Regions from separate parts of the Homo sapiens genome. Here region 2 is linked to region 1. A link is a loop called in an ENCODE intact Hi-C map of the cell type or tissue named here. Cell type or tissue: CD14-positive monocyte. All regions are shown on one strand.

Region 1 (5,000 bases):
ACTCATGGAGCATCTCCTCTGTGACTAGGCCAGGAAACTGTGCACACTGTCCATTGGTCTTCGCCTATTATAGAGACACAGTAAAACCTAGAGGGTAAGAGTCTATCTCCTACAGTCACACTACTTGGGCTCAACTGACTCCACAATGAATTAGCTGGGTAACTTTGGGTAAGTAACTTAACTTTTCTGAGCCTTGGCTTAGTTAAGTGGTGATATTAATCATATCAGCAAAATGGGGATAGTTAACATTCCTTTCTCACCAGCTTATGAGGATTTAGTAAGAAAATTCACATAATTTATACAGGATCTGGCATATCTTAAGTACTCAGACATTAGCCCCTACTTATTTATATTTCAGATTACAAAACCCAGGATATACAGAATATTGTCTCTTATAGTCATTATGGCTCATCCAGGACAGAAAATCAAGATAATTTTAATGTATGTCCTACCAGAAGTCTGATGATAAAATATGATATAGCAAAGCCAAAGCTGCATTCTAAAACTTGAAGTCCATGTCAATTAAAAAAGTAATAATGACTTTGGTCATGTTACTACAGAGGCCAAAGCATAATTATAAGGTTACAAAAGTGGAAGAAAATGAGGATTTTCCCCAGTATGTCTTGTGTATTAAATTACAACTGTGAACAGCAACATAGCTGACATCAACCCTTATGCAGTGATTACTTCAGTATGAAACACTTGTTCCTCCTTCCTGCCCTAACTTAATTGAAACAGAACACTAGAGCAGCTGTTAATATAGCATAGTCCTCACCACTGATTATAGTGCAAAGTTCATCTTCCCTTCACAGGATAAAGCAATGCAAAACGTTAAGTTCATATATGTTTTTATATGTGATGCCAATCACAAATGGCACAAAATGTTCTCCAACATTTTATATGTAATTTAAAACCATAACCAAAATAAGACATCACATTGCATAAGTGGTAAAAATACAGGTTATATGACTGGATTGCTCTTGGAATATACTTTCTTCCTCTATTTGTACATAAATATTATAATCCACCAGCAAATAATTATTTCCAAAGTAGTTTTCTCCTTTTTACAAGACAAGTCCACAAACACCACCTTACGCACATTGGATACTAAATGTGTGTATCTGCTTTATTTTTATCAAGAAATGTCAAAACATTAATGAAAGTTACAGAGAAACAATATATTTTCAAATGAACCTCTTATGAAAAATGCTAAGTCTCAGAAATGTATTCACTTAGAGGAATCATTATCGCTTCCTTGGTATTACTTGGATGCTGGAGGTTTAAAAAAAATAGACGAAATGTTTCTCACTCCATATGTTTCTGACAAGAAGGTGGGATTTCCTTGGCCCTAGAATCCATTAGTGCTGACAGGGTACAGCTGCACCCATAATATTCTCTTTTTCCAAATTACAGGTATATAATGTTTATTTCCCAAGCTATCTTTAAATCAACATATGCTGAATAGTCAAATATTTTTAAAACACAATTCTGACCTATAAAATAAATGTGTGTTCTCCCTTGCAGAGCTTTTTGAGCCAACACTGTATCAGTGACTGGCCATCTATCTATTATTACTAACAGTAAGTGGGGTGCTTTTCACAAGTGTCTAAAACCAACATATGCTGGAGAGGACATTTTATTTTTATTCTATATGCACTTTGGCTCCTTGGTGCCCACAGCAAACAGCTGTCACTTACCGCAAGCCTTTCCTAACACTTTCTGTAATTCCTAAGGGGCTTCCCAGTCTATAATTAGACTCTCCAGCTGCCACCATGTACACTGCGGGGTGCTACTGAGAGTTTTTTTGCTTTGTAGCATTCCCTAAAAAGTCTTCTTCAAGATGGTGTTGCTGAAATAACATTGTTTGGTATTCAGCTTGGGTAGCAAATATGAATTCTTCAACCATTTGCTATGAACAAGTCTGTTCCACAAGTAAGGTTTGCTTTGAAATGAACTCTGCATCAGTCATATGGGAAAGGAATTGAGTCTAAGCATAAAAAACAGGGAAGTAGAAAGCAATACTAGAAACTTCCTGATTCAGAATTGCAGAGAACATCAGTATTGAACCAGTTACAACAACTCTCTTGGTCTTTTACATAATTCTTCTTCCCAGGCACCATCACCAGGATTAACTGAAATAGCACAGCAAAAAGGAAGTAAGAAAGAACAGGCAAAAATCTCCCCCTCCTGTCTCAAAATCCTTAAGGTCAACAATGCCAGAAAAGATAGCGTGAAAGTGAAACACAGTTGTAAGTCAAAAAATAAGAGGAAGCAGCAAGCTTTAAATTGGAGTAACTCTTTAAAACAAAATGAAGTCTGATTTTTAGAAAATGAAAACATTTTCAAAACACAGAGCACTATCCACCACCCCTCTCATTCCAGCCTAGGTGTTCACAGGAAGCAAATGCACAGAAATAGGTTTTTCTCAATAGAGGAGGACCTGCTGCAATGGGAGAGGGAAGCCTGTGCACACAGATCCTCCTCACTCAACCTCAGGAAGTCATCATTTCCCTGACTATAAAAGCTGCTAATATAATGAACCAAACGCAAGTAAGTGCCCATAGAAAGTTAGACATGCTAACAGCTGATAGCCGATGTGGAGTCCTTAGGGTAGAAAGATAGTTTTACCAACAAAAGCCCAGGTGCCGCAGATGCCCTTGATCCAAGCACCACATCCAGAGCCCCAAGTCCAGGGGCAGATACTCCCGAAACTCACACCTCATTTCCACTACGGATGTGCTCCTCCTGGGTGGTTGACACCTGGCCATTACTAGGAACTTTCCAAGGGCTCATCTAATTGGCAGGATTTAAAAATGCCCAGCTTAGACAAAAGCAAGGGGACGCTCATTATTTATCTCGATTATAGGGATTCTTGTTCTCCTTACGTGCTATTTCCCAGTGAGAGGATTTCTTAACCCAGAAACCAAATGGTTAAGGAGAGAGTAATACTCATACTGGTTCCTGACATTATCAGTTGTTCTCCAAGTGAATTTCCCAGTAAGCTGAAGTCTGTTCCTTCCAGTAGAAAAAGGGGCTTTAAAACCATCTTTAATGGACAGTGTTTGTAACACTATCACGTCCGCTGAAGGCAAAAATGTTAACCACTGTGAACTTCCAGCATTTCCTTTTTCCACAGCCACAGCTATATGACTGTCGTGGATATCAGCTGGTATGAATACAGGGAATGTAAATTCATTGCAGGATTGGCCTAAGCAAAATAATTAACAAGACAGACTTGGTTTTTTTAACCCAGCAGTTAAAATATATACATTTAGCCCACTATATATTTGTATTAGCAGAGATCACTAACAGTTGATAACTGCACACAAAATCTGCTGATCAGAACAGTTAAAACCAGAGTATGGAAAGGCCTCAATTTGCCAGTTAATTATATTCCAAAACATTACTTGTAAAATGGTTGCATGCCAAAAATTCCATTTTCCACAGAAATTGTATTATAAATCACAGTTAAGTTTCAAAGATTGTCTATAAAGTCTTAAGCCAGATTGCAAGTCAACAATATCTTAGTCGAGTCTCACAGATGCATGTGAATGTTCTTCCTAAACCCAGCAGGGATTAGCTGTCAGGGAGGAGGACTAGGTGCTGCTCTGAGGGCAGAGCAACATCGTCTTGTCGGTTCTGTTCATGCGTCTATCACTGAACGTTTCAAGCAGTCTCTGGCACATAGGAGGCACTCAATATTTGTCAATGGATGAATGAACAAATCAGAGGATGCAGCAACCGCAAACCTGAGAGTCTGACAGGGTGAGGGATCAGAAGGGTCCCATTAAAGTTAATTCTGATTGTTAGACTGAAAAGGTCTCCCGCTTACGTTCCTGGAGCCTGCCCCAGGACACCTCCACAGAAGAAACAATGTCAAGTTTTCTGGGTATCTCCCCAGAAATGTTCTAATCATATTCCAGCACAAATATGTATACAACCCCTCCCCTTAAAAAATAAATAAAAAGGACATTTATTATGTTTTTTTCTTTTTGAGATGGAGTCTCACTCTGTTACCCAGGCTGGAATGCAGTGGCATGATCTTGGCTCACGGCAACCTCTGCCTTCCAGGTTCAAGCGATTCTCCACCTCAGCTTTCCGAGTAGCTGGGACTACAGGCATGAACCAGTGCACCTGGCTAACCTTTTTGTATTTATAGTAGAGACAGGGTTTCACCACGTTGGCCAGGCTAGTCTCGAACTCCTGACCTCAAGCAATCTTCCTCCCTCGACCTCCCAAAGTGTTGAGATTATAGGTGTGAGCCACTGCACCTGGCCAGGAAGCATCTTATCCACAGAGTTCCACTTGATGTTTTCCCATCAGCAGCATGTGGCCGGGTCATCCCTCCCTCCCCGCCACCACCAGACGCTTTTCTCCCTTAGGATTCCAGCACCAGCTCCTGGCTTTCCTCCTCCCCCACTGACCACCACTCTGGTCTGTGGACACTGGAGGACCACAGGGCTTGGTCCTTGGAACTCTTCTATACCTATGCTCAGTCTTTGAAGAGCTTAACTGGCGTCCTGGCTCTAGATATTGTCACCAGCATCCCTTAGCTAGATGACATAATGGGCTCCTAAGGGGTCTCCCTGCTCCGTCTCCTCTCTCCATCCCCACAAGGTCTATTTATTCCTTACTCATCCTATAGAGCTCCTCTCTTAATTTAAGGTCAGGTCAGGGGATGCACACATCAGGCCCCCTCAGGGAGACCATGGCCTTTCAAGGGTCCACACGGCCCTGCCACCCATGGCCCCGTTTCTTCTGGATCCTCGCCACCTCCAACCCTCCCTCTCTCTGCTCCAACCACACTGGCTTCCCTGCCACTCCCACCCTAGAGCCTCGCACTGTAATATTCTTCCTCAGACCGCCACCCACCTCCCACCCCGTGTACTCCCTCACACGCCCTTCAGGACAGTGTTCAAATGCACCTCTCTCCAAAGCTTGCCCTAACTACTCCCTAAAATCCTCTCACCCTTCCTGATCCTTGCCCCACTTCATTCTGC
Region 2 (5,000 bases), 49 kb before region 1:
AGCTAACATTTTCTAACAATTAATATCTACCTGCCACAAGGTGACTGGGGACCTGCTTACCCATTATGCACAATCTGAACCACCACTGAGGAATCTTTACTCCTAAGAAGGTATTTACAGCCAGCCAAAGATCTGTGGTCAGGCTTTCTACACATCAGCCCTGTTTCAAAATCTGGCCCCTAAAAAAGAAAGAAGAATCCAGGAAACGTGCCTCAAACAGCTACTCCCAATTTCTTCAGGGCAAAAGAGAAAGTCCTCTATGACAGTAGAGGATGTGTCCCAACATGAAAATGAGTGAGCTGGGTCGCTTTCCATCTCTTTCCTTCCTCCCAGCTGCTACTATTGAGTCCCTAGTCATTTTTTTAAAACCCAGACTAACATAGAACTCCAAATATGATAGGAGACAAAAAAGAACCTTATCCTATACTTGCTATGGAAGGGCAAATATAGAATAACTCGTAATTTTAAAGGTACTTGAAATCAAATTCAATATGAAGTCTCTTCAAATGCACCACTCAGAGTTACTAAGTAAGAAATCAGAAGACATAGCAGAACTAGAAAGAATGTCCTCTGCCAACGTCCCGAGGGACTAGAGATGAAGAAAAAGAGGGTTGACTTCCTCAGATCCTTTCTTTAATAGACTTTCCCACATTATTTGAGTGAGTTCATTACTGAAGCCAAGGAACACTATACCTACTTGTTCCCTATAAAATGTGAGTCCATTCAGGATAAGAGACAAGCACTGAAAGTCACAAGTGGCGTGTGTGTAATTACTTTCAAAATATATTCAGGCTTGTTAAACACCTACTGATTTCTGACACAACAGCAACAGAACCTTAGCTACATCTTCTGTCTAATCTCAGCAGGTTCAAACAGGACAGTGTGAGAAAAAAAGCAAGTTTCCCACATTTTCCGGCTCACCTTCTCAATTCTACCAGTTTCTAGGTAGGTGGGTTTTTAAAACAATCTTAAGCACAATTGTTGCTTCCTATTCTTATTTAATAAAATTGTTCAGCACTTCCAGAACTGCCAAATTAATGAGTAGCTGATGGGAAAACACAAATACTATTCTTTCCAGGTTAAACAACAAATAAACAAAAATGAGAAATTGAGAGGCACATTTACATAGACATTTACATTCTCAGATTTAAGAAATATTTTTCGGTGTCTTATATATTATTAGGCGATAAAAGTAAATCTCTAAATAGTATGAAGGTTCTGATCCTATTTTCATGTTAAAAACCCACCAATCTGTATGGTATTTTATATTTATATTCCTAAAGACAAAGGCTTAGAAGGGAATATATGTTTTATGGGGTGGAAATTCCATAACTTTAAAGAACCTTTCAAATTTGCCAGCCACTGCAGACCCAAAAAAGGTCCCTGGCACCTGCAGACATAACATTCACTCTCTCTATCACTCACAACAACCCTGTGAGCTCCACTTCACAGATAAGACAACTGAGGACTTCTGGGGATGAATAGTTGATGTGCTGCCTCCTAAAATTTAATATTCTTAAGTTCAAAAATCAATTCTTTATGGAGTGGAATGGGAGAACTTTTCTACCATATTAACAATCCTCCAGTCTCATTTAATTCATGAAATTCCTGTAGATATTCAGATATTCAACTGTTAGGGTATCTACATTCTGAGTTTTAAGCACACATTTTTAACAGTCTGGGGGTGAGTGATCCATATGTATTACCACCACCAACAAAAAAAAAAAAGTAGGAAAAAAACTATCAAATATCAGTATGTAACCTTTAGGCAGAGCATTTTCCTCTCTATATTTCATTATCATTTTTTCCATTTCCCACTGAATTATGTAATTGCCATTTCCAAACAGCAAACAACATTGGACTGAAATACAACAATGCCAGATTTTCCCTTACTCCTCTGCTGCAAAAAATTAACAATATCATAAAAATAGTAAAACCACAAAAGGTATTTCACTGCATTTTAATATCTCCTTTTAACTTAAAAACTTTTTTCAAACGAATAGCACCATATTCCTTTTGTGATAAAAGTCAAAAAAGTGTTACCTCTCTCCACATGCCAATCAGACACTGGACTGTAGGGCATTTGTGTTAGCCAAATCCTGAAACTAATTACTGCCAGTGTACGCTTCCTGTTCAGACTGCATCAGCCAGTGTGCGTGTCAGTAGTTGTATGAATGCTGGTTCTTAGTAAATATTTCATCATGTCTCCACGACAGGGCCTTCAACAGCATACTATATTTCATTCTTCCCTGAACCTACTTCCACATTTTGTTGGAAATCATGCACGCAACACGCCACACACATCACATACACATTTTACAGGGCTGAACTAGACTTTGTGTTCTCCTTCAACTCTAAGAACTTGTGTTTTCACCAGACCTCAACTCTGTGTCAAAAAGTGCTCATAGATGCTGTTGATAAGCCTCAGAATATGGAGACAAAGTTAAAAGACATCCTCCTTTGAAATGGAAGTTAACCAAAAAAGAGATGATCAAAAACTCAAGTGACTATCCATCATGTAGAAACTTTTCCTAGGATATTATCCACCTATGAAAAGATTTCTAATCTTGTGGCTGATGACAGCAGCCTGCTTCCTAAACTTCCTGAAGGGCCAGCAGTACTTCCACAAAAAGGAAGGCATGAATTGAAATGCTAACTAAGGGGAGATAAGCTACAATCCTGAAAATTATAACCTGCCTTTCACGGGGGAAATGCTGTAATTATGAAACAAACTGGCAATTGATCAGGAAAATTGAAAAAGAATCACTAGATGGTGCAACTTGTTTCTCTCCAGAAGGGAAGGTTAGGGTCCCCAGGTTTGACTCACTTTTCCACTTTAAGCTAGATGATGTGATAACTATAGAACTTGCTTATAATCATTCTATATGAAGGCAAAGAGCTTTGTCGAGCCTTGAAACTTGTTCCATACACCACTCTGAAGACTTCCTATGTTATATCTTTCCAGCTATTTTCCTCTTCTCACTCAAAATGCATTGCTTCGAAGCTTTATTCTTTACATAGTAGCTTATTTCATGGGACAGTATAATCATGAGAGTATAAACCAGAGCTTTAGCAGTCATTTTTAGAAATTAGGTTTAAGAAAACTTAAGGGGATGATACTCTGCCCACTGACTAAACCTGTTTCTCTTCAACAGGATCTGAGCCCCTTTTCTCCTGATTAATCCACTGCAGGCCTAGAGCCAAGCTGCCCTGTTTATTAAAACGGGATACCCACTACAGCGTCCACTGCAGATGCACTTCAAGATTTCAAAGACTTCCAGCCACAAGAAGACGGCAAGTGAAGAAAATAGGAGAAAGTGAATAGTAGGTAAAGACTTTAGTAGCCTCTCTTCCATCTATCTACCCAAAAACTACATATATAAGTTAAATTAGAAAAATTCACCAATTTTGAAGTCAAAAGTGTACAGAATTACAAATACAGGAGGTAATCAGAAACTTAATTTTCTCAGCTTCATAAACTGTGAAGTAGATCCTTCTCCTTCTGTTTCCTTTTTCTTCCTATCGATGGCAGTGGTGGCCTGACTGGAGTGGCCGCTGCCATGACACCAGCTGTAGCAGGGGAGGCGCGGCCAAGACTGCACGCTCCACAGAGCCGGCAGGAGCCAGGAACAGGTGGGAGCCTCACCTTCCTGCCCAGCTGCAGCTGTGGATTTGGGCATCCCTGCACTCTCAGGGGTACAGGAACCCCCCTGCCCCTACAGGCTTGTAAGTGCCTGCTCCCACTGCCTGGCTTCTCCTTGTTCTGGGCACCCACTCCAATTTCAGAGCAAAGTTGTGGCTGAGCCTGGGCTGTCATGACCCAGGCAGGTGTACATGCACTTGAGGTGGTGCTGACACTCAAGTCCCCTGCTGCCTCGGACCCCTCCAGACTTTGTGCCAACAAGCATGGGAAGGAGGCTAAGGGGGACACTGAGGGCAGCTTGGCACAGGCCTGCAGGTGCCCCTCAGCACAAATAGCCTGGGCACCCTGGATGACATGTAGATGGTGACAGGAGGCCGGCAGGCTCCTGGCAGAAAGGGGTGGGTCCCTGGTGAAGTCCCACCCTCCAGCTAGGGATGGTCTGAAACATGTGGGCCAGGCTCTCAGTTCCAGGTGGAGTCCGCGGCCCCCTGAGTGATAACTTACGGTGCTTTTTCCAGGCCTGCCCATGGCTGCTGGTGGGCCAGTCAGCACGTACTTCCTCCCTTCTGAAGCCCATAAAAACTAGACTCAGCCAGACTCACAGACTTTGGGATGACCTGCTAGGGGACAGGAGCTGCCCATGGCAGTCTCCTCTCCTCTGAGGGCTGCACACTCGACAGGATGACCGGCCTGCAGACAGGAGCTACCCACTCCAGGACTGCTCTCCGCTGACAGCTGCACCCATTGGGATAACCTGCCTGTGAAAAGAGCTACCCGCAGAGGCGGGCAGATCATCTGAGGTCAGGAGTTCGAGATCAGCCTGGCCAACATGGCAAAACCCCCTCTCTACTAAAAATACAAAAACAATTAGCCAGGCGTGGTGGCATGTGCCTGTAATCCCAGCTACTTGGGAAGCTGAGGCAGGAGAATCGCTTGAACCTGGGAGGTGGAGATTTCAGTGAGCTGAGATCATGCCATTGCACTTCAGCCTGGGCGACAGAGAGACTCCATCTCAAAAAACAAAAAACAAAAAACAAACAAACAAACAAACAAACAAAAAACAAAAAACAAAAAGAGGAAAAAGAGCTACCCACTTCAGGTCTCCTGAAAGCTGTACTGTCACTCAATAAAGCACCTCTTTGTCCTGCTCCCCATCCAGTTGCCCACGTACCTCATTCTTCCTGCACATGGAACAAGAACTCAGGAACTGCTGAAAAGCATAACTGAAAAAGCTGTAACACACACAGGGCTGAAACACCCCATCCCTATTCCTCGCCACACTGGGGGTGACAAGAAGGAGAGAAGGGCTGCACCCCTTCTGGGAGCCCAGACCTAGAGCCTCCCTGAGCCAGGGCTG

What was found. Hi-C counts contacts between places; a loop is a spot of excess contacts. Peaks named below come from ENCODE experiments on the same cell type or tissue, not always from the same donor. Only the 100,000 strongest peaks of a DNase experiment are listed, where the experiment ranks them.
Region 2: it touches region 1 in a loop (2.0-fold over the local background); 10 of 110 quality-filtered maps call a loop at or near these places.

The regions. Positions count from the first base shown.
Region 1 is chr18:5,513,461-5,518,460 of GRCh38, forward strand. The region is part of intron 1 of EPB41L3 (erythrocyte membrane protein band 4.1 like 3); the gene reads right to left. Among named protein-coding and RNA genes, the nearest start is that of EPB41L3, 28 kb to the right of the region's middle. In CD14-positive monocyte, no CTCF peak of the experiment used is centred here; DNase peaks (open chromatin) are centred at 1,711 and 2,101; H3K4me3 peaks cover 2,672 bases; H3K27ac peaks cover 3,866 bases.
Region 2 is chr18:5,464,257-5,469,256 of GRCh38, forward strand. All of the region lies in intron 3 of EPB41L3 (erythrocyte membrane protein band 4.1 like 3), which reads right to left. Among named protein-coding and RNA genes, the nearest start is that of EPB41L3, 77 kb to the right of the region's middle. In CD14-positive monocyte, no CTCF peak of the experiment used is centred here; DNase peaks (open chromatin) are centred at 185, 2,195 and 2,655; H3K4me3 peaks cover 2,180 bases; H3K27ac peaks cover 3,539 bases.